Regions from separate parts of the Mus musculus genome. Here region 2 is linked to region 1. Evidence: chromatin loops called from intact Hi-C (ENCODE). Cell type or tissue: left cerebral cortex. All regions are shown on one strand. Each heading gives the region's core, and the rest is flanking DNA. Links, peaks and the distances in the headings are about the cores only.

Region 1 (2,909 bases), core at 197-2,696:
GGGAGCAGTCGCCATCCTCAGGGGTCCCTTGTGTTCACAGGGCCACAGGGGAGGGTCATGTCTTTAAACACAGCTTGTGCCACTTCCAGCCTCAGAGCTTGGCATGGAACCACTGAAGATGCTTTGAAAGCCTTACCTTATTTAAGCCTTACCTTATTTATTGCTTTCACGGGCTGGTGTTGTTGCTGCCGGTTTCCCATGTGCAAAGGGAAGGACTTGGGAAAATGCTACTGCCCTCCGAAGTTGCAACTCATGACCCTGGATATCGTTTTGTTTTGTATCTTCAGCAAAGTCCCTTCATTAACAAACTGTGTTTACATGAACTAACTAACCTGTTACCTCCTTTAAAGTCAAGCTTCTCTTTCCATGGCGGGTTTTTTTGTTTTTTGTTTTTTTGTTTTTTTGTTTTTTTTTTTTAATCTGATAGTTTGGTAGCATACTCCCTCCCACATCTAAAAACACACAAGAAAAGCAGCTTCCCTTTCCTTACCAGTGTGAGGTGCTGCACTCTGAAACCAAGGCCTCACACAAGCTAGATGAACTGTCTGCCACCACTGAGCTCTAGCCCCGCCCCCCTCTCTGCTAGTTTTATTCTATTTGAGACAGGGTCTACTTCATAGCCAAGTCTAGCCTGGAACTCCCTGTTGCTCAGCGTGGTCTTGACCTTACAGCAATTCTCCTGCCTCACCACAACCAGATTCCCAAAATGTTTTGAAGTCCAAATCTATTCTTATATGGAGAAAGTGGAATAATAGAGACTTTCTGTGACTTTAGAACTCAGGTTTTGAAATGAGATTGATATACAAAATTAGCTTAATTAGTTTTCTCAATTGCCAAAATGTGTTTTATGAAGCCCCAATGATAGAATGCCACATTGTGCTTCTCATTAAGGAAAAAAATCCTTGATTTTCTTGGAAATAGTTTTCTAGGGTTTTGTTATTGTTGTTGGTGGTGTTTTGTTTTTTTTTTTCCAAGTATTTGCTTATATATGTATGTATGAAGTTCAGAGGGCCTTTGAAGGGGTCAGATTCAGGTCATCTGTGGGTGTGACAGTTACCTTTGCTTGCTGAGCTGTGATGGTGTGTATACGCTTGGCCCAGGGAGTGGCACTATTAGGAGGTGTGGTCTTGTTGGTGTAGGTGTGTCACTGTGGGATTGGGTTTAAGACCCTCATCCTAGCTGCCTGGAAGCCAGTATTCTGCTAGCAGCCTTCAGATGGAGATGTAGAACTCTCAGCTCCTCCTGCACTGTGCCTGCCTGGATGCTGCCATGTTCCTGCCTTGATGATAAGGAACTGAACCGCTGAACCCGTAAGCCAGCCCCAATTAGACATTGTCCTTATAAGAGTTGCCTTGGTCATGGTGTCTGTTCACAGCAGTCAATCCTTAACTAAGATACAGTTCCTGGAAGTAGTTGCCAATCTAGAAAATAAGGTAATAAATAAATTGAAAGTGATTTAAAATGTCCATGTAGCCTTGGCTGTTCCTACATTCTTCTTTCTTTCCTCTGTAATCTCAGATGCCACCAAAAGATACAGTAGGTATTACTGTGAATTTAAACAACCCATGTGTCTTCTCTAGTAACTCATAAGCTATGAAACCATTTTGGATGTCTGGGAGTGGGAAGGGAAGTGCAAGTGAGCATAGTCATGAGTTGAAACAGGCTCCAGGGGATGCTTAGATTAGAAATGCTGAGACACAGGCAAAGAACACATGATAGGAGACAGACGTGGTGGCTTTTCCCCTGCCTTGTCTGTTCTCCCTTTGGTAGTGGGAGACAGTGAGAATGTACATGAACATCTCCCTTTCAGATCGTCAGTATCTGCACCTCTATTCAGCTCAGAGAGGGATGTCCACCATTGCTCAGAGGACTCCATGATACCGGTTCCTATCTGGATATCTCCGCAGAGCAAATAGGAATGGCTCTGTCCTCCTAGAATTCTGATTTCTATAAAGACCTTCGAGAGTACAGTGTGAGGGGAATTAGATCACGGATGAGAGCTCTCAGAAGCAGGATTAGTGCCCTTGTGAAAGAGATCCTTGAGGAGCGTGAGAAATGGCTTGGTGGGGAAAGGTACTTGCTGTGTCAGCCCAAAGCCCCGGGTTCTAATCCCCGGTACCCAAGTAAAATGCTGAGAGAAGCTGCATGAGTGGCCCAAGGAGGGTCCCTGCTTGTTGCTGGCTGTTCATCTAGCTCCAGGCTCAGTGGGAGACTGTCTCAAAGCTGTAAGTTAGAGCATGATTGAGCAGGACACTTTATGTCCTCCTCTGGCCGCTGTGCTCATACATAGGACATACATATGCAAATGTGCACGCCACAGATGCACTCTTGAGGAACACATACCGAAACCCTAGTGAATTCTCTCATGTTTTCTCCTATTAGACAGAAAGTGGCCCTCACCAGATACTGCAACTACTTTGAAATTGAACTTCTCCATCTCCAGAATTTGGAGAGAGAATTCTGTTTATTTCTAAGATGCCCAGTTGGTCCTATTCTGTTACAGCAATTGTGGTGAATGAACTAAGACTCTCACCCCTCCCCCCACATAACTTTCTAAATGACAGGGCTTTCCCTCATTATGATGACGAACTTAATGGTGTCATCCATCATGATGAACCATCCAATGCTTCACCATCATCTTGAAAGAAGAGAAAAGCTAAACATTACAATGAGACCCACCAGCTGAATTCCCCCATCACCACCAAACCCAGGATGTAAATCTGCGTCCCTTCAACTTGTCCTGTTGGTCCACAACTCTCTGTGAACTCTCTCCCCTCTTTGCTGTCTTGGAAACCGCTTCCCCAGCCTTCTAAACCCAGCTCAGTGTTAAATCTCTGGAGGATCCTGCCTTCTCTTTCTTTTAGGCTTTGTGTCTGACATGACGGGCCTCTGTTGTAACCTCTCTTCCA
Region 2 (2,909 bases), core at 114-2,613, 200 kb after region 1:
AGCTCACAGCCACTAGGAGTCTCTGCCACCAGCTCACAGCCTTTCAGGAGTTGCCTGTCCCTGCCTCCTGTCTAACTTTCGAGTGCTGAGATGACAGGTACCTACATCTAGCTCTCTTATGTAGGTCCTGGGGAGTAAACTCAAGTCATTAACCTTGTTGTAGCAAATGATTTTACCCACTCAACTGATGGCCCAGTTGCCTTGATGGTCTGTGTGGTTGGTTGGCTGGACTTTTTGTTTCGAGATAGGATCTAAGCTAGATAACTTAGGCTGGCCTTGAACTCATTATATAGCCCAGGCTGGCCTCCAACTCAGTGCTTGCCATACTTCAACCTCCCAGATGCTAGGACTATATGCATGAGCCATCAAGCCTAGCACCGTGCATATTTAAATTGTATGGTTTGTATTATACACTATATAGATTTTAACACATGGTACATTGGGAATGATGTCGATTTTTAAAATACATATATAGTAGGTAATGTCACACACAAATTTTCTTTCATTTAAGGTTACATTACACAATGCATGGTGGCACAAGCAAGTCTTTAATGCCAGCTCTTAGAAGCAGGAGGTAAAAGAATCCAGAGTTCTAAGTCATTCTAACTGCTCAGATAGTTCAAAGCCAGCCTGGGTTGCATTCAAACTTGTCTTTAAAAAAACAAGTGACTCGACATTTGTACAACACAGTGATATTTCAGATGATGTTTGTGAAATTGAGTTAAATTTGAGTGTTGTAAGGATGAGCCTTCATTTATTTGTCCCGACAAGCCAAATCAACTTACTTATGGAACTAACTTAAAGCAGTCTGCTTCTGTAAGTCCAGGCTGTCCTTCAACTTGTGTTTCCACAAGCTCTTGCCTCAACCAAGTGCTGAGATTTAGGTGTGTAAACCATTTGAAATTATTTTTCACTTGGGCTGTGTGGGACAAACAGCCCACAGAGTCTTGTGCTTCAAGGACTTCTTTTAAAAAAAAAAATCATAAGCTACTAGTCTCCAGTTACTCGGCCAGACACCTCCCTCCTCTTGCCTTCAAATTTGCCTCTTTACAAAAGCTGCTTTGCTGGCAGTTCAGTATGAATTTATTTTACAGCATATACAAGGTTTTCTGGTAGCTTGCAGTTCCTGAGAACTGCAACCGAAGGCTCTTAAGCTGAGCGGGGGACACACAGTAGGGCACTCACTACGTTGATTGGCAGTTGAAGTGGCAGTTGGTGTGGAGTCGTCGCTGCCACGGGTACTCTTATCTTTCCTGGCCACACCCCTGGGCCCAGGAGGCAGCTCTGAACAGATGGTGAGTCTCCGGTGCCAGGTGTGCAGCGCGCCCTGCGCTGTGTGAGGCACAGGGCTCTTTGGTCCTTGCCGCACCCCACCCATCCTATGCCCGCGAGCGCCCCCAGCGCAATGTGTGTCTCGGTGCTGTCCGCACGCGCGGTTAGCCGAAGGTGAAAGGCTGGGAAAAAAGGAACCCTAGTGCCAGGCAGAACCCGCCACCGGGCCAGCTGCTCGTGGCGAGCACGTTCCTCCCCTCCTCTGACTCCCATCACTTGGCAGCCACCCCAATCGCCTGCTCGCCCCTCTGCAGCAGCACACACGCCTTCGCACTTGCTCCCCTCCCTATTCTCTTTTCTGACACTTCGTGGCTTACATGGACCACTCTCCAGCGGGATGCCCTTGGTCCCCGCCCGTCTCTTAGCCTTCAAGGTGGCTCTCCTCGTTCCCTAATATTTGGGGAACTCTAGGCGGCTTTTTTTTTTTCCATAATCGTAATCATTTGCTTGCCTCCTGGGACTCCAAACTGTAATTGCTTTTACGTGTCTGTGGTCTCGAGGACAAGGAATCCACTGAGAGATGGTTTGGGGGTGCTGGGCTGGGAAGAGGATGCTCTATTCCGATTCCGAGTACCGTTTGCGGGGTGGGGGCTGCAAGGAGGAAAGTGCGCTCAGCCTTTCCTTTATCCACCCTCCCCCCGTCGCCCTCGGCAAGGGCTTTGGGGCGCCTTCGAGGTCCTCTGTGGACACACAAACACCTCAATCTTCCTGATCAGGCTAGAGCCTGGAGGTGGGGAACTATCTGGTTCCTTCGTTCTGCCCCTGGGAAGAAGCCCTGGCCGCTGTGCGTGCACTGCCCCTCCCGCAGTCACAGTGAGAGCTGAAGCGTGAGTCCCAGACCGATGCAGATGGCACGCTATTTAGTCCAGGAGAGGCTCACAGAGGGTAAGGGGCTGCTGGGCACCCGAGTGCACCCAGGGAACCAAATGGCTGTCGGTTCCGGTCAGTGGCGGAACTGGGCCCCAGCGGCTAGGTCCAGGCTGGAATCGGGGGAGGGGTGCGTAGGGGGAGGGACTGGGCGAGATCCCCCCTCCTGGAGTGGCTGCTCCAGCTGCCACTTGCAAGGAGGCCCGGGAACTGGAATAGGTGGGGGGGGCGGGGGGCGTCACCAGCCCATTCCTGACCGTAAACCTCCTCAGAAGGCAGTGGTGAAACGCCGCTGCGAGCGTCGCCCGAGCCACGTTTACAGTAGGAAAGACTTTCCTCCGAAAAGCACCACCGGAGTCGATTGCAATTTAGCTCCTCCCAGTAAGAGTCACAGAGAGGCAAGGCGAGGCCGGTGCACCGGGAGTCCTAGGCGAGCTTGGGCAGGACCCCTGTTGCTGAGCTCCACGGGGCGGGCGTGCCGGGCTACGGAAACCATTTCTTTTCAGGAGCAGGGTTGGCCTTTGGGACTCCTGTGGTCATGCACCGTGTGTTTCTGCCGCCGCCGAAGCAGAGCGCGCAGCTGGCGGAGAAACCGCATTCTCGCTCCTACCCGCCCGAGGGAGATGACCCGTGACCTCCCGAGTGAGGTTACCAGATCCGAAAGGGGCGTCTCGGCTTCCCCAGCCATGGGGGTTGAGGGGGTGGGGGGT

Evidence for each region. Hi-C counts contacts between places; a loop is a spot of excess contacts. Peaks named below come from ENCODE experiments on the same cell type or tissue, not always from the same donor. Only the 100,000 strongest peaks of a DNase experiment are listed, where the experiment ranks them.
Region 2: a loop joins it to region 1, with 2.6 times the contacts of the local background. A loop is called at or near these places in 2 of 42 quality-filtered maps.

Annotation. Positions count from the first base shown.
Region 1 is chr13:29,159,297-29,162,205 of GRCm38, reverse strand. No RefSeq gene overlaps it. Among named protein-coding and RNA genes, the nearest start is that of A330102I10Rik, 140 kb to the right of the region's middle. In left cerebral cortex, for the core only: no CTCF peak of the experiment used is centred there; a DNase peak (open chromatin) is centred at 1,672.
Region 2 is chr13:28,958,205-28,961,113 of GRCm38, reverse strand. It overlaps Gm46405 (a long non-coding RNA gene), which reads left to right and starts at 441. Exons shown (of 2, transcript XR_001780882.2): 1 at 441-2,217. Gm52067 (a long non-coding RNA gene) reads right to left here and starts at 861. Exons shown (of 2, transcript XR_003950714.1): 1 at 786-861. In left cerebral cortex, for the core only: a CTCF peak has its summit at 1,401; DNase peaks (open chromatin) are centred at 1,407, 2,244 and 2,586; H3K4me3 peaks cover 1,638 bases; H3K27ac peaks cover 1,716 bases.